Linked DNA regions of Homo sapiens: region 1 is linked to region 2. The links are chromatin loops, found by intact Hi-C in ENCODE. Cell type or tissue: ovary. All regions are shown on one strand. Each heading gives the region's core, and the rest is flanking DNA. Links, peaks and the distances in the headings are about the cores only.

Evidence for each region. Peaks named below come from ENCODE experiments on the same cell type or tissue, not always from the same donor. Only the 100,000 strongest peaks of a DNase experiment are listed, where the experiment ranks them.
Region 1: it touches region 2 in a loop (5-fold over the local background); 1 of 110 quality-filtered maps calls a loop at or near these places.

The regions. Positions count from the first base shown.
Region 1 is chr12:11,494,838-11,506,193 of GRCh38, reverse strand. It overlaps the pseudogene IQSEC3P2. Among named protein-coding and RNA genes, the nearest start is that of LINC01252, 48 kb to the left of the region's middle. RefSeq lists an enhancer at 5,595-6,485. In ovary, for the core only: no CTCF peak of the experiment used is centred there; DNase peaks (open chromatin) are centred at 5,413 and 5,742.
Region 2 is chr12:13,081,897-13,088,720 of GRCh38, reverse strand. It overlaps FAM234B (family with sequence similarity 234 member B), which reads right to left. Exons shown (of 13, transcript NM_020853.2): 13 at 5,272-6,824. GSG1 (germ cell associated 1) reads left to right here. Exons shown (of 7, transcript NM_001080555.4): 5 at 662-814; 6 at 1,458-1,569; 7 at 3,478-5,189. The coding sequence ends at 3,820. Among named protein-coding and RNA genes, the nearest start is that of GSG1, 18 kb to the left of the region's middle. RefSeq lists enhancers at 1-283, 284-1,105, 1,106-1,928, 2,918-4,117. In ovary, for the core only: no CTCF peak of the experiment used is centred there; no DNase peak of the experiment used is centred there.

The DNA of each region.
Region 1 (11,356 bases), core at 3,034-8,033, 1.6 Mb after region 2:
GATGCCTCCTTTTCCTCTGGCATAGAAAGAAGAATCTAGTGAGTAAGGAAAAACATGGAAATAGTCCCAACCAGTGACTCTTGACAGATCACTCAACCATCCTGTGCCTTTGTGTCCCTGCCAGAAAATGGGGCAGCGGGGGTGACAGAACTACTTTTCTGACTCGGTGAAACATAGCCACTGTAAAACCAAGATAAATAGATAAATAATCTGATGTTCCTTATGAGATACTATTCTCTACATTGATTCTTAGAGAATACAAATTAATACATGACCACCACCTACCTTAGAAATCAGAAAAAACCTGTATTTTAACATATTTTAGTCCTTCTAGAGTTCTTGGTACACTCAGGCACTCTGCTATGTCATGAAGAACCTGGTCTCAATCCTCAGGGAGATTCCACAAACTAGGAAACTAGGAGGGTCTCAGAAGAGAAAGATAATACAGACAGTTTCTCACTAATCTCCCTCAGAGTGGTACAACACTGAGGGGTATAGGCTTCAGAGAAGGTTGAGAGCAGGGTGACCTTAATGGGTACCATGCACAAGATCAAACAAACAGAAGTGTGCTCTGCAAGAGTGAGGGTGATATGCAAAAGAAAAAAATATAAAGAGGCCTTACCTGGCTGAGAATGAGAATAAGGCTTGCAGGCATATACACATGTGGTCTTTGCACAACCAGCATTCGTGCACATCTATAAGTACTTCAAGTCTCTGTACTGTGCCAGGAACAGGTGTGAAGTCATCCTCAGAGGTGTGGGGTGGAACCATGGATCAGTGAGTCCATGGTCTTGTCTGGAAAATGGGGTTGGAATGCAACAGTGCTTCTTGGATGGCAGGCTGAACCAGTAGGGATTGTGAATTGATTTTTTAATAAAATAGAACAGACTAAAGTAGAGTAGGACTCACCAGGGTGCAATACACGCACCTAAGGTAAATAAAGGGCATGAAGTTTCATTCCATTAGGTGCATCTGTACATGATGGGAATCTGTCAAATCTATGTCTCATTGAATCAAGGCTTGGATGCCCACTGGGGTCCCTATTAGCCCTGCTGTTCATCTACTGAGTGATTATAGGATGCTTGTAGGCAGCTACTTATGTGCGCTTGCTGATGAGGCAGGTGTCAGGGAACAGAAATCAGGGGCCTGAGAAGACCTCTTTAAAACCCCAGGGGAGTCAAACACTTGCTGACAGAGGCTGGAGTAATTTTGGTTTTTAAAGAAGACCTGGCTCTGGGGCAAATACCAGCACAGAGAGGACTGGGGAGGGTGAAGGCAGGCAAACAAGGGGCGTATTTTGACTCCCTCTGTGTCTTTTCCCATTTCATGGAAGGAGGTGTTCAGCTCCCCACCCACAGTGACCAGCGTGTGGAGCAGCTGATGTCTCAAGGATTTACTTTGGGAAGATGAGAAAAGGGTGCTTTTCATCTGTTGGTGTTTTTCCAGCCATATCAGCCTACCTGGTGAGGTGTGAGGGTGTGTGCCACCCTGTTCCCCCTCTATTGATGTTCCTCTCCTTGTGCTGCCCAGGTGCCATGTGACACAGGCTCCTGTGTGAAGGCAGATGGGAAAGCCCTAACCTCACTCACAGGGCAGCCCTCAGTCACCAGAGTCCAGGTTCTCCAGCAGCTACAATTTTAGGAAGTTGTAGGGAAATATATGGGGAAAGAAGTGTCCTACAATTGTCAGGGATGGGGCACCTTTGCCTGTCCCTAAGCACACCTTCCTCTTCCTGCTGCCCTTCCCAGCCCCAGCTCCCTGTCCTCCCCACAGCCTGGTGAGAGGGATGGTGCATTGAAGGAAGTCCAATGGGCAGATGCTTACACGGCTTCTTTGTGGAGCCACTTTTTGTTTTAACTTAATTCATTAATTTATTTTTATGACAAAGCAATGAAACATTTCTTTGTGGAGCCAAATACCAATGTAACAGGTAAATGGGTTTCTGCCACATCTCCACATTGTTGGCGGGATGCTTGAACACCCCCCACCACACACTCTTAAGGCCCAAGGTTGAGCTCTAGATGAGGGACTTTCCTACTCCTGGAAGGGCAGGCACTGTGTAGACAAACATGGAGAGAGAGCCAGAGTGACTTCCTTGTGTAGAAAAGTGACTTCCTTGGGGGGAAGAAAACCCAGAAATAATACAAGGTCAACATATAAAACTAAATTCAATATTTATATGCTAGTAATAACTGGACATTTAAAATTTTGCAAAAATTCCATTTATAATACCTCTGAAAAATGAAATTCTTAGGTATATAAGAATCTGTATTCTGAAAACCAAAAATGCTATAAACAAAATCAAAGAAAGCCCAAACAAATGAAGAGATATATTCATGGATGGGAAAACTCAACACACTAAAAATTTTAATTCTTCCAAAATTGATGTATTCCTTTAAAGCAAATCCACCAAAATCTCAGCACAGGATATTTTGTCTGTATAGACAAACTGATTCCTAAATTTATATGAAAAGGTAAAGATAAAAAGATGAATTCAGTAGGAGGAATTGTGCTACACAGTTTGAAGTCCTACTCTGATGTTAGAGGAGTCACGACAGTGTGTGTTTTGGGGAAGGGCTGGATATACAGACCAGTGGAACAGAACACAAAGTCCAGAAGTGGATCTACACAAACATGGCCAAGTGATTTCCAACAAAGCTGCAAAGGCAACTCAATAGAGAAACGAGAATCCTTCACCAAATGCTATGGGAACAATGGCATTTTCATGTGCAAAATTTGAACCTCAACCTAAAATTCCTATCTTATATCAAAATTAATTTCAATGGATCACAGATTTAAATTTAACATGGAAAGCTATTAAACTTTTAGAAGAAAACAGGAGAAATTTCAACACCTAGTTCTGAGACATGACACAAAAACAATTCATAGAAGGAAAAACTGGTAAGGTGAACTTCAAAATAATTTAGGGCTCTTGCTCTGTGAAGGATCCTATTACAGGGACAAAAAGAAATGCTACAGACTGAGTGAAAACATCTTCAAACCATATAACAAAGGACTTATATATAGAATCTATGAAAAACTCTCAAAACTCAATACATTTTAAAACACTATCCCATGAGAAAATGGTCAAAAGACACGAAGAGACATTTCACCAAAGAAAATGTGATCAGCAAATATGCACATATAAATATGGTCAGCAACATTAGCCATTAAGAAATGCAAATTAAAACCACAATGGGCTACCACTATGCCTGTTAGAATGGATAAGATAAAAAATGACACAAAATGTTAGCAAGGATGCAAAGAAACTGGATCTTTCATACATCGTGGGCATGACTAGAACACGGTATAGTGACTCTGCAAAGTATTTTGGCAGTTTCTTCAAAAACCAAACGTGCACTTCTCATGTGACCGAGCAATTATACTCTTTGGCATTTACCCCAAAGAAGGAAAAGTTCTCTCTCCTTAGGAGAAAAGACCACTTAGTATCGTGGAAGAATGTCCCTTTTTGCTGAGCCTTGAGGAATGAGGGAAAACTGATTTTCTGCTTTTTATGCTAGACAAAGAAATGAAACAAAACAACCAAAAAAAAAAAAGAAAAAAACAGAAAAAAAAACAGGTGAAACTGAGGGAAGTGCAAATGGGTCTTTGAAGGAAATGGGATAGAAAACTGCATGTTTTTGGGACTTGAATGAAATGTTGTAGGTCTGCCAAGCCAGATCATCTTCGATGTTTCCTCTTAGATTCTATGGTTCTGGTCAGCTTACACTGTGAGCTAACATGCCCTAACTTAGCTTCTCTAAGTCCACAACAGACGAGAGAAAAAAAATGAGTTTTAAGGAATACAGCAAATCTTCACAGTTATCCCCAAGATTTGAAGCACACATGAGACTGAATGAAGATGAGATCCTCAGCTCTACTTTACCTCTCTCCATCCCCTTGAGCATCACCATTGTCAAGGCCAGGTGCTGACCAGATACAATTTCCCTCTCACTGGTCTTCCATGCAGTTTCCCATCACCTGTCTAATCAGAGAAGGAAAGCTGACATGGGCACAGACTTTTCAGTACAGAGAAGAGAATATTCCAGCCCGTTTAAGGTTTCTTCCCATATTCCTAGTTTATGGACCTCCTGAGTGAAGAAAGAGCTTGAGGTCCTAGGTCCTGGGAGGATAGCATTTCTCTCATGACCCACGATGAGATTTTAGTGATCAGCAAATAGCCAAAAGGAAATAAGGTTTGCAGTTGCTGGCCCTAACAAGAAGATTAAAACAGGCATGACAACCGAATATCAACTCCATCTGCCAACCATCCCCCATGTCATTGTTCCCTTTCCACGATGGCCAACGCTATTGCATGAAAATCCTCCTTGAGTCGGAGGAAAACGCTATTACCAGACGGAGTCCTCAAGGTATATGTGAGTTCTTCATTGGTTTGATGGGTGTTTCCTTGCAACACTTCCACCCCTTCGGCTCACTTTGAAGTGAGCACCCCACTTTGGGGGGTGCTCAGAAGAAAGGTGCTCACTTGGGTCAGAGTAGAGAAAACTTCCCCAAATGAGCCCCTCTTGGCTGTGACTCCCGCCGCACCAGGTAAAGAGCCACATTTTCTCTTCCTCTGCCTCCAGCTCCCCTGGTTTCCCACATCACTCCTGCTTTTCAGCGTTGTTCTCCACCTTCTGAATTCCCCTCTACCCCAGTCCTACTCTTCCTTGGCCCCAGCCCTTGTAAAGCTCTTCGCATGCCTCCATGTCTCTGACTTTTTCGTATCTCACTCTCCATTCAAATACTTCTACTACTGAAACTCCCTTCCATTTTTTTTCTAACTTAAAAAAATATTTCAATGGTTCTATTTTCTTCAGTTTGATCTTCACTCCAACTTCCTTCTAGTCTAGTCCCTTTAAATGCTGCCAGTTCCCAATATCCCCAATCGCTTAAATATCCTCTTTCTTTCGTCTTTTGCCCCTACTGATGATCTGGTTACTCCTTTTTGCGCCAACATTCCCCAAAACCTTCTCAAACACTAATATTTTCCCCTCTTTTCCCCGAAATCTCCCTGTCAGGCTTCTGCCCCCAAGCATCTTCTCACCCCTTCGCGCCACATCACCCAGGTCCTTTAGACTCCCACGCACCCAATTTCTGCATCTCCCCCTCACACCCGCTTGCTTCCCTTGCTTCCACCACAGCAGTGCTCATCTGCTCTTCCCCGCTCACTCAGGTCTCCTGCTCAGGACTCCCTTGCCGAGGGCGCGGGAGATTCTTGCTGAAGGGGGGTTCCGGGGGCAGCGCAGCAACCCGGGGGACCTTTCTTCTCCTTGTTGGCCTTGACCCCAAGTGTTCCCGGGTGCTGATGGGGCGACTGGGTTGTGTGAGCCCTGCCTCCAGGGTCTGGCTCGGGTTGCGCCAGGAGCTGTTCGTGGTTCTGAAACGATGCCAGCTCGGGCGCGGGCAGTGGCCGGGCGGATGAGCGCTGTCCGTGGTCCTGAAGATGTTCCTGGGCCCCGGCGGTGGCGGCGGCAGCGGTGCCTAGGAGGGCCGGCAGCGGGGACGGCTACGAGGTAAGGAATCCGGGCGGAGGCTGCGCTTGCGGCAGCTGCGGATGCTCCCACAGGCTGCGATTCTAGGCGCTCAGCTCGTTCAGCCGCCGCTCCAGCTCGTCGATGCTCTGGCGCTGGGTGCGGACGAGCCTCTGTTGGTTCAGCACGATGGCCCTGAGCTCCTTGAGGTAGAGCCCGGCGCACCGGATTCTCCAGAAGTCTCTCCAAGCCGCCCGCCAGCCTCTTGAGCCCTTCCTGCGCCTGGGCGGCGGTGGGGAGCGCGAGGGCGCGGGATCCCAGCAGCCCAGCGGTCGGCTTTCTTCCTTCTCCCCCTGGCCTAGTCTTCCTCTCGCCGCAGGCGCCGCGTCACTGCCACCCTGACTTTCACACACCCACCGCGGGGCAGGGTCATGGCCCAGGGCAGCCCTTCCTGTCTCTTGGCGTCCAGAGGAGGCTTTGCTACTCGCAGGGCATTGAGAAGAGGGAGGAGGCGAGCAAGAGGTTCGGGCGTGGGAGGGAAGCAGGATAAACGCAGGTGACCGCAGAAGGACAGGGGGCGGCCCTCTGATCAGGTGGGGGATGGGTGGCAGCACCCACCTGCTGAAGATGTCTCCAGGGACCTTCTGCAGGCACTGCCGGGCATCTGCCACCTGCCGGACGGCCTCCTCTCACTGCAGGTCTGGTGGGATGTGGGACAAGGCATAGGTCTGATCTGCCAGGGGATGCTGGGTCCTCGCAGGAGTCATGGTGCCTGTGGGTGGGAGCCAGAGCATCAGAGCCACCCACGCCCACCGGCACCCACTTACCTCAGGTAGCGTGGTGTTGAGACACCACAGCCCTTATCCTAATCGTGTGCACAGCTTCAGTCTATAAAGGTGGGGATGGGAGACAGAGCATTTGGTGGGAGGCCAGGAGCTCATAGGAGATGGGATTCTGCTGATAGCTGCTGAGTGAATGAGGGAGGGAATGGGCAGGACCAGGGGCTGGGTAATTGGTAGGGAAAATGGAGGAACTTGGAGAAGGAGCAACATTTCCTCACCCCTTATAAGGTGCTTGGTACCTGCCAAGAACCCTGTCCATACATGATCTCAGTTCAGCTCCCCACCTTGGGTATACAAGAAAGGAGCCCTGGCTGCAGAGGAAAACAGAGGCTGGAAACAGGGATACATGGGCAGTGTGGTGGTGGTGAGAGAATTGCCCGAATCAGCTGCCAAATGGTGCCCAGGTTGGAAAAGCAAATGTGCACACATGGGTTCTTCCCACTCTAACCCTGAGGAATTCGAGGCCTGCTTCTTACACAGACTGGGCAGTGGCTAGTGACTCTAGGTATAGCAGTGTCCAGGCCCTGCTCACCCAGACTAGAGCTTAGGGAGCCAGAAGGAAGGAGGTGCATGACAGGTGGGAAAAATAATCCTCAAATTGCAAGGTGAGAGCACAATCTATTTATACTGGGTTGAATTAACTCCTCCCCCAATGCCACTAAAGCAGGAATCACACTGCACATGGCACTGATTTGATTGGCAAGAGACATGCCACGCAGAATATTAAGAGACCAGGCCCCTATAATTAGGCCTAATCACAGCCTGTTGCTTGAACATGGCCAGAAAGACATTCATCAGGCCTGGCATTGTGCCCTAGGCCAGCTCTACTGGGCACTGTAGTGAGGCCCTCCATTGCAACAGAGGTGTGGGTGGGCCTGGGTGAGTGTGGCAGGAAATGCCTAGGAGGCTTCATTTGGTCTTAAAGGGCCATGTGCCTTCTCTGAATCTCTGATCCTTTCCATTTCCCATTCTTCAGGCTGAGAACTGCACTCTGATACACGGTTATTCCCAATAATAATAATGTGTGTATCATACACAATGCACTGCACCTCTTCACCATGCTGGTACCTACTCCTCTGCTCCCCCTGCCGGCTTCCTCAGCCCCTACTTCTACCCTGATGGTTCTGTCCTCGCCTCCTCAGGCCAGCACTTCCCATGATCTGAGATGTCTGTCTTCCTTCCTCTTCAACTTTTTCTCCAGCAGTGAGTTCCTCCTCCTAACTCAGGCTTCCAGGAAGGATATCCTTGGCTTCTCAGACCTGAACCTGCCTCAAATACTCATGAGGACCCAGGAACTACTCCTCACCTCCCACTTCTCTTCCCTCCTGTCAGATAACCAAGGCACGGCCAACTGATCCTCCACCATCCGAGGAACCCAACCATCTGAGACCACCACACCCCTTTCAAGAATGTTCCTCCCCTCCCTTTGTTTGTATTTATACCAGTGCAAATTTGCTGGCCATCTTAACTTAGTCTTCTGCCTCAGTTCTCCCATCTGTAAGATCAGGAGGCGGATAAAGATGTAAGATACTTTCTTTGCATATCTTAAGATGAATTCCGTGTTAGTTACCACATCTGAGGGAGTCCGTGTGTGTTTACTGTACTATCCATGTGAGGGGATTGTACAGACACAAATCGAAACAAGGAAGTAGCAAGTCCATTCAAGCATTAAGAGACTGATTAGTGGTTTATTCATTCTGTCTGCAAACATCTACTGATCCTGTCTTCAGTGCAGACCATGATCACTACAGAAATGAATGAGACCCTGCACTGGCCAGGAAAATAGCCTCAAAAACAATGGAACTCTAATCCAGCCATGAGTAAAATAAGGAGGGACAAATCCCTTCTAGGGTTAGGGAAGTCAGGAAAAGTCTCTTAGCAGAATGTGTGCCTCTCTACCAGGCCCAGGGAGCTGGTACAAAGACAGCATTCCAGGTGGGGAGCAGTGGCTTACACCTATAATCCCAGAACTTTGGAAGGCTGAGGTGGGAGGATTTCTTGGCCCCAGGAGTTCAAGAACATCCTGGTCAACATAGGAACTGGAGTCACGCAGTCACATACTTCACGCTGGGGCCCACCATGTGAGGCACAGAGTGGGCTTCCAGGAAGGAGACTAAGCCTCATTTCGGGTTGCTTATGGCCAAAGACAGGACCTGTGTACTCTGTCCTCTGTCCCTCACTGCCTTCCCCCTGGGCTCAGGGCCAGGCTGACAGCCAGTCTTGGCTCCTCTGGGCAGCCCTTGCTCTGTGTGTGCCCCGGGGCAGAGGCCATAGTCCAGGCCCAGAGGCCATAGCTGCCCTCCAGCCCTACACCCTGACCCACTTTCCTGCGTCTCTCAGTACACCCGACCTTGTCTTTACCTGTGCGGGAAGCTCCTCTATGGTCCACTTAGTTCCCACCCACCTTTAAAAAATAAATAGAGGCCAGGCACAGTGACTCACGCCTGTAATCCCAGCACTTTGGGAGGTCGAGGTGGGCGGATCACAAGGTCGAGAGATCAAGACCATCCTGGCTAATATGGTGAAACCCTGTCTCTACTAAAAATACAAAAAATTAGCTGGGCGTGGTAGCATGCACATGTATTCCCAGCTACTCGGGAGGCTGAGGCAGAATTGCTTGAAAGCTGGGAGGTGGAGGTTGCAGAGAGCCGAGATTGCACCACTGCACTCCAGCCTGGGTGACAGAGCAACGCTCCATCTTAAAAAAAAAAAGAAAAAAAAATTAAATAGAGAAGTCAGTCATGATGACGTGGGAGGATCACCAGAGGCCAGGAGTTCATGACCAGCCTGGGCAAAATAATGAGACCCCTGTCTCTTAAAAGGTTTTATTAAAAAAAATTAAATAGAGAAGCTAGACATGAAAGGACAGATATTGTGTGAGTCCACTTATGTGAGGTGCCTAGAACAGTCCAGTTCATAGCAGCAGAAGCAGTGGCCGCCAGGGATGGGGAAACAAGGTGGGAGTTGGGCAGCTTGTGTTTCATGGGTAGAGTTTCAGGTTGGGATGATGGCAAAGTCCTGGAAATGGCTGGTGGTGACGGCTGCACAGCAGTGTAAATGTGCGAATGCCACTGAGCTGTATGCTTAAAAATGGTTTTGATGGTAAATTTTAGGTTAGGTCTATTTTACCACAATAAAAAGCTAGGAAAAGCTGGTAGAAAGAAAGAAAAGAAAGGAAAAGAAGACAAAGAAGAAAAGAAAGAAAGAGAGAGGGAAAGAAAGAAAGAGAGAGGGAAAGAAAGAAGGAAAAGAAAGAAAGAAAGAAAAAGAAAAGAGAGAAAGGATGAAAAAATATTAATTTCTTTCTCAGGCAATAGTCCAGATTTTGTATTATGAAGCTTGTGTATCAGCTCTGCCCTATGAAGTCCTTGGGATACCAGGCTCCTTCCTCCTTTCTGCCCCACCATTCCTTGGATGTAGCCCTTGACCTTTTAATCGAGGTTGGAGGATGAGGAGAGAAAAGGAAGCAATGGCCTAGAAACTGCCATTGAGCACATGCCTACATCCCATTGGCCAGATGTCAGTCACATGACCACACCCACCTGCAAGAGATGCTGGGAATTGAAGTCTCATTTGTGGGTAGTCATGTATTTAGGCAAAATTTGAGGACTCCATCACCTTGGAAGAAGGAGAGAATAGATAGTGGGGACAACTTAGCCATCTCTGCTGTCATCCCCATTTGATCTCTCAATGGTCAGAAACCACAGAGGAGAAGGAGTGACTCCCAGAACATCCAACATTCAGCCTCCCCTTATTACTCTTCATTCTTTTTCATCCTTAAAGAATCCTTCTGGCCACTCCCACTAGGCATTGTCATCTCCCAAGAATTACAAACTATCCATGGATTCCTTCATCTTACAAACCTACCTGCTTCGTGGTAGGCACTGTATTAGGTAAGGGGACTAGAAAGATAGAGGAGGTGCAGTCTTTTCCCTAAGGAGTCTTCAGTCTAGCAGGCAGGAGTAGAAATGTGGACCAACTGTCCTGAAGTGTGACAGTTGTATAGATAGACATTTGAACAACATATGGTGGGGTATTAAAAAAAAACAGTTAACACTAAACTCAAAAACAGATAAGGGAGGGATAAGAAAATGCATCATAAAGGAAGTCTGCCGTAAACTAAGTGTTTAAAGTTTGGTTCATTGGATGGAGGGGACAGGACAGAGTCTCTGTCTTTCTCCCTCCTTTTTTGCTCCTTCCCCCATGCCTAATATGCTTTGTATAAAACCACCTGTATGCAAAACAGATCAATCCAGCTACTATCCTATTAAAAATATAGTGCATTGGCTATAAGCTTAAGTTACTAACTTGCATATTCATTTACATGGCAATTCCTGTAACCTTGCCTCTTAAGAAAACTAGACGAAATAAAATTAATTACCAAAGGCAGCCAGCAGCAAAAATATCCAAACCTTAATTCTAGGTACAAGCTACAGAACATGGCACAAAGTGGACTGTGGTGGGGGTCTGTAGATAAGGTGAAGCAATAGTTTTACATCAAAAAATTATTGGGTTCTATACAAGTGCAATCATAAATGAGGCATTGGAATTTGGCTTCACATTGACTAAACTGTTGAGCCATGGTTCACTCATTAACATTCTGTGTTAATGATATTCTAGTTATCATTAAAAAAGTAAAGGTGAAACTGAGAAACTATAAGCAATAAAACTTGGTGTTTAGGAGAAAATAATTTATCATCCATAATATATAATTTTGAAAGATTAAAAACACATTCATCTCAATACAAAAATTCAATAATGCTTGAATTACTTCCAACGTGTTCATCCAAGGTGAACCTTCACATTTTTACAAACTCTTTTTCTTTATGAATTTTTGTTGACTAAGAACAAATTTTTTTCATTTTCTGAACTTCAAAATTATGCATTTTTCTATATGCTATACACATGAAACTTATGCTTCCTATGTATTAATTTTACAATTTTAAATTCCTTGGAAGATATCTTGTTTTTAAGTATTAAATTCAACTTTATTAGCATGTGTTCATTATCTAATAAAACAAAATGAACCATAGAAAGCAG
Region 2 (6,824 bases), core at 1,825-6,824:
AATTTACAGTAGTTACCATTGACTTGGGCCTCTCCGGATCTAAACTGCACTGTGATCTCCCACTTTTCTCTTCTGAGCCCCAAAGGGTGACACAAATTCCTCCTTGAGCTGACTTTCATTCATATGCAGGAATGCAAAAACAGAACAGCAGGGATAAATAAGATTCACAAATAGAAAACCACCAACAGTGCTAACCTACTCTTGTTGCCAAGTAACCATGTAGGAAGGCTTAGCTTTTTCCTCCTTTTTCTCCACTATTATTATTATTATTTGGTAAAATGAAAGGAAAAGAGTGAAGAAGGGAGGCAGGGAGGGAACCACCCCAAAATTAAATGAGGAAAAAGACAAAAAATGATAACTAGAGCAACATTATTTCCCTGCAGGATTTATGAAAATTCGATGATTTCTTCTCAAATCTCCCCAACAGTATTTACAGTCAGTCAAGCTTACTTGGGTATATATTGGTTATGGAGTGGGAGCTGTGAGTGACGTCAAAGGACTAGAAATGAAGTAATGTTCCTCCCTGGTTTCAGCTGTGCCTCATTCTCCCCTTCTCAGATGCTGCTAGGGTCTTAACTCCTAATAGGCATCCTATGCTCACCGCTTATTCAGTTTTTTAACTGTCAGGGTGAGCGCTCCCTCTTCCTCTGGTTTCTGGCAGAAATCCTATGGTTATCCCTGGGAACGCAGATCACCTACATCGGACTTCAATTCATCAGCTTCCTCCTGCTACTAACAGACTTGCTACTCACTGGGAACCCTGCCTGTGGGCTCAAACTGAGCGCCTTTGCTGCTGTTTCCTCTGTCCTGTCAGGTGAGTTGCTCCTGGAGTGAGAGAGGGTGGTTGGCCCTGGCCACTTTTGAAGCCCTAGCTGGAGGGCTTGAGTCTTTGCCCTGAAGGGGAGGAGCCCAAAGGCTCTTTAAAGAATGGAGGTAGGCATCTTTAATTTTAAATTGAAGTAACATACAAAATTGTATATTGGATCACCGTGTACTTTACAAAATGATTTACCTCTAGGTTCCTTTATTTGCAAGCTTTCTCAATATGTAAAATCTATTGTTTGGGTTACTTTTCAGTTGTGACATACACACAGCTTTTCAAGACCAGTCTCCATTGGATAAAGTGAAAGATGCACATATAAGATGAAGAATTAAGCCAACATTGGGGTGTGGGTGGGAAGGAGTAGGGGTGGTGTGCAGTGGCCTTGGGTGCAGCCTTGACTCAGACTTTTTCCATAGCTCTCAGCCTACAGTCTGGGGTCACCTATTGCAAAGATGTGTATTTAAGGAGAAGCCCCCATTGTGAATTAGTCTTCGGGAAATGTGGTGGCATAGGGTAATGGGCTACTCCAACAGAGGCTGCGCCTGACTGCAAGAAGGGTGATCCAAAATCGTACTCCTGGCAGATGGCATGAAAGCCTTTCTCTAAGGGCTCTGCCTTCCTGTTTCCTTGGTAGGTCTCCTGGGGATGGTGGCCCACATGATGTATTCACAAGTCTTCCAAGCGACTGTCAACTTGGGTCCAGAAGACTGGAGACCACATGTTTGGAATTATGGCTGGGCCTTCTAGTAAGTGCTGTCATCTCCTGAACCTTTGTAGCCCCAGCCAACCTTCACGAGATTTTCTGCCCTCAGCTAGATGCTTATTCGGTGAAGCCCTGCCTTCTCTTCATCCCTCATCCCAAGAGCCTGTCAACCACACAGGGCTGCATCATCAGGGCACATCCATTCTTCCCTGCCTTCTGAGGGGGTACAGGAAGGATTCCTCGAGTGTGTCTTGGGAGGATGTTATTTTGTCCAGTTTTCCTGCTCATCAGCTGTGGCAGTTGCCTCTTTACCTGGTATATTTGTCACCCTGGGGAAACAAGACTGATTCTGTAGGCCTTATAGAAATGTGCTCTTTTTTTTTCTTTTTTTTATGATTCAAGGTATTAGAGAACAGAGAAATAGAGAAATCGCTTTGAAATTTGGATTGAATTGCATTCTCTGTAAATGGCTTACTCCTCTCCTCTTCACTTCCTTCTATATCCATTTTTATTCTACTGAACCGTGTTGGAAATAAAACTTCACTACCCTAGGGTCATTCTCTAACCCTTAAAGAACTAAGGGGTCAGTCATTTTAGAGTTCTCTTAAAAAGAGAGCGACAGCAACCATCACAAAGCAACACATTCAAGTTAAATATTATCTTTGAGAGCTCTTACTTTCTCCCTTAAGGAGCACTCTTTATTCACAGCAAGTTGCCAACTTGTACTGATATTTACTGTCTAAGTGCTAAGTACTTTGAGAGCACTGAAAAGACACAGTGATGGGCTCAAGTTTCCATTCGGGGAAGGAAGCCTGCAAGTCTGTTGTGAGGCCCTATCCCCTTTCCTGTGGTACAATCTGCGCTAATAATTTGGGAGTCTGAGTCTACTACACCAGCCAGGGCATCAGCTCAATGCAGCTCCCAGATCCAGCACTTCTCACCTTTTGTCTGTCTTCAGGCCATTCTTGGCATTAACGGCTGTGGAGCTCAGGCTAGGCAACGCCCATTAGTCAACTCCCAGAAGCATCCCAGACTGAACCTACTGCATTTGTCAGAGGCAGCAGATATGAACACACAGTGCCCGCATGTGACCTGGCTTTAACCATCACTTGGCCTCATGAAATCCCTCCCTAACCTCACAAAACTTCCTGTTTCCTGAGCTTCCCAGAACCACAGGGAGATTTAGGGATTTGACTTTCCAAGTTTTCAGGAATGTGTTTAATATGGTTGCCTAATGTCTTCTTTTCCTTTCTTGAATCCATCCACATTCTCTTAATCTCCAGCTCCTCTCCCACCCATTACAAACTCCCTTAAGCCAAAACCACACTGTTTCCATATGAAGCAAATTCCACTAGTACAACCTATAATACCTCCTGATTTGTAGTAAATGTTTTCCTGAATGACTTTCAGAGGCTCACCTTTTTGGACCCTAAGACTGCTAAGTTCAAAACAAAGGAAGATGGAAGAGGGATGATTCCTCCCAGCATCTGAGTGGGGGGACATCTTTGGCAGGGCATGTGTGTGTGTGTTGGGGTGGGAGAGGGAGGGTATGCAGTAGGTTATGTCCACTGCATACAGCTCAGCTTCAGGCCTGGGGAATCTTGGAGATTTTACAAGGGTCAATGCAGCTTGGGAAACAGGAGTCCAAATATGCACAGACATACACACACAATAGGCACACCAGATAGAAAAGGGCATGGCACCGACAACTCATCAATTCAGTGAAAACAAATCCATTAAGCTCCTTGTCTGATACTAGGACTACATGAGTCATTCTCTTTTTAGAAACCAGTAAGTTCTCTTCCCACAGTTCTTTACCTGAAACATGGTGGAAAGTCCCTAAATCCCTACAAGGCAATAAGCTAGTCCACTAGTAGGAAGAGGTCATGGCATTTTTCTCTCAAGAAAGTCCTATTCTTACTGTCCAATCTTTTTGTGCATTTGTCCCTAGCATGGCCTGGCTCTCCTTCACCTGCTGCATGGCGTCGGCTGTCACCACCTTCAACACGTACACCAGGATGGTGCTGGAGTTCAAGTGCAAGCATAGTAAGAGCTTCAAGGAAAACCCGAACTGCCTACCACATCACCATCAGTGTTTCCCTCGGCGGCTGTCAAGTGCAGCCCCCACCGTGGGTCCTTTGACCAGCTACCACCAGTATCATAATCAGCCCATCCACTCTGTCTCTGAGGGAGTCGACTTCTACTCCGAGCTGCGGAACAAGGGATTTCAAAGAGGGGCCAGCCAGGAGCTGAAAGAAGCAGTTAGGTCATCTGTAGAGGAAGAGCAGTGTTAGGAGTTAAGCGGGTTTGGGGAGTAGGCTTGAGCCCTACCTTACACGTCTGCTGATTATCAACATGTGCTTAAGCCAACATCCGTCTCTTGAGCATGGTTTTTAGAGGCTACGAATAAGGCTATGAATAAGGGTTATCTTTAAGTCCTAAGGGATTCCTGGGTGCCACTGCTCTCTTTTCCTCTACAGCTCCATCTTGTTTCACCCACCCCACATCTCACACATCCAGAATTCCCTTCTTTACTGATAGTTTCTGTGCCAGGTTCTGGGCTAAACCATGGAGATAAAAAGAAGAGTAAAATACACTTCCCGACCTTAAGGATCTGATACATCTAGTTATTGGTCTGGAAATTGGAGAAATGGAGGTGAGCAAATTAACGGTAGTGTGACTGTGGCTCAACTTTCCATGGTACGCGCGAATTGTTCTGGAAGTCACAGATGGGAAGACAGAAGCGCCCCTGAGTGCTTTGTCATATAGCACAGAAGTCCTCCACACTGCCTGGGACAGTGTCCTGCATCCACACAGTAGGTACCCAGTAAAAGTGTTATTAAATATTGTCCCAGGAGCCCTTAGGAGAGTGGTTTAACATGAGAAGGCGCCAACAGCACACAGGGTCAGGGTCACTTCTAGAAATAGCCCACCAAGGCTATTCAGATTGGACTGTGGTTCCCTTCTGGACAGTCACACCAGGGACTTCCCAGTGAACAAGGGGGCATAGGCTCCTCTCTGGATCCCACCTTTTCATCCCTTCTGAGAAATGTACCCTATTATTTCCTTCATAAAGAATGCCACCCATCTGATTCCTCAAGAATCTAGACCTAGAAATACCATTTGACCCAGCCATCCCATTACTGGGTAGATACCCAAAGGATTACAAATCATGCTGCTATAAAGACACATGCACACATATGTTTATTACGGCACTATTTATAATAGCAAAGACTTGGAACCAACCCAAATGTCCATCAGTGATAGACTGGATTAAGAAAATGTGGCACATATACACCATGGAATACTATGCAGCCATAAAGAAGGATGAGTTTATGCCCTTTGTAGGGACATGGATGAAGCTGGAAACCATCATTCTGAGCAAACTATCGCAAGGATAGAAAACCAAACACTGCATATTCTCACTCACAGGTGGGAATTGAACAATAAAAACACTTGGACACAGGGTGGGGAACATCACACACCGGGCCTGTCATGGGGTGGGGGGAGGGGGGAGGGATAGCATTAGGAGATATACTAACGTAAATGACGAGTTAATGGGTGCAGCACACCAACATGGCACATGTATACATATGTAACAAATCTGCACGTTGTGCACATGTACCCTAGAACTTAAAAAAAAAAAAAAAAGAATGCCACCCATCTACTTGCCCGTTCTCTTTTCCATATGGGGAAACAAACCATCCTTGATGACTAAGACGAATGAGAATGGCACACAAGTGTATTCCTGTAGAGTATTTATTTATTTACTCTATAACAGTTCACATTTTAAATAGTGCTTCCTGACAATATACCAGCTGGCTCTTCTTTAATAGGGCAATAAGGATAGCAATTCACATTCAGGGGATTAGTTTCACCATACCACACATTTGGGGGATGGCAAAAACGGGGTCTAAGGAAAAGGGAGGGTGTTTAAGGGAAAGAGGAGGGTAAGACCCTTGCATTTGTAGAAGTCATTACTATTTCTCAGTAGTGGTCATATTGGCTTTGCCGGCAACCTCAGGATGGGATTAGAGAAAGAAAGGAGCATGTCCTATCTTAGACACCTGGGTGGGTGGCTGCCTGCAAGGAGAAGGAGGCTTAGGGACACATTTCACAAGAAACCAGCACCCACATTGGTCAGATGAAGCTTCCTCAATTTTCAGCCACCACTTACACCTTTCTGTACCGGCTGCAAGAGGAAGAAGAAAACTAAACTTATAATGTTGTTTGGCAAGGAGAGATTCAAACTTACCATAGTCAAAAGAATCTATGTTAAGTTAGTTTGCAAATACACCATGAAGAATTCAGGTACATTAAGTTTCTCTAGCTTCCTCTTATCTTTCTGGGATTTGCCCTGCATAAACACAGTCCTCTGCCCAAACAATCCCACCAAAACAGGTCCTCAGAAAACAACTTCATGTTTCACTCCTGCGCAGAGTGGCTGGCTTCCCAGAAAGCCTTAACATAACAGAGAACCAGGTTATGCCCGGACAGCTCAGCCAAACCACAGGACCACCACCCAAGTTTTGGGTATTCAGCTGCCTATAAATTAATTCTTCAAATTCTATACTAAACCAAATTAGGTCCCAGGCCCTTAAACTCAAGTAGATTCAAATCCCAGAAATTATCTGGAATCATTCCCATACTCTAGAAGTATCTTCTTATTCCTCCAAAGTCAAGCTGGACCCACAGATGACTTCCAAACTGTTGAAACAAAATTTGCCTTCAGGATCTTAAGGCAGAGGCACCCAGAAACCTGATAAGGCCAATCTACAGGCCAGGCAACATGCATGCTTGGATCTACTGCTACCAACCTCCTGTTAGGTCATAATGCCTGTCAGTGGGTAATTAACAGAGATCCCTTTGAATCTGGACTTCATAATTTTCTAGAATCCTTTTACTAACACAAGCTAAAAGATACAAGCCCAGCCGGGCATGGTGGCTCACGCCTGTAATCCCAGCACTTTGGGAGGCAGAAGCAGGTGGATTATCTGAGGTCAGGAGTTCGTGACCAGCCTGGCCAACATGGTGAAACCCCGTCTCTACTAAAAATACAAAAAAAAAAATTAGCCAGGCATGGTAGCGGGCACCTGTAGTCCCAGCTACTTGGGAGGCTAAGGCTGGAGAATCGCTTGAACCCAGGAGGCGAAGGTTGCAGTGAGCCGAGATTGTGCCACTGCACTCCAGCCTGGGCGACAAGAGCAAAACTCTGTCTCAAAAAAAAAAAAAAAAAAAAAAAAAAGATACAAGCCCAGGTAAAGAGAGAACCTGAGGTGCACTCAGGGATGACCTATC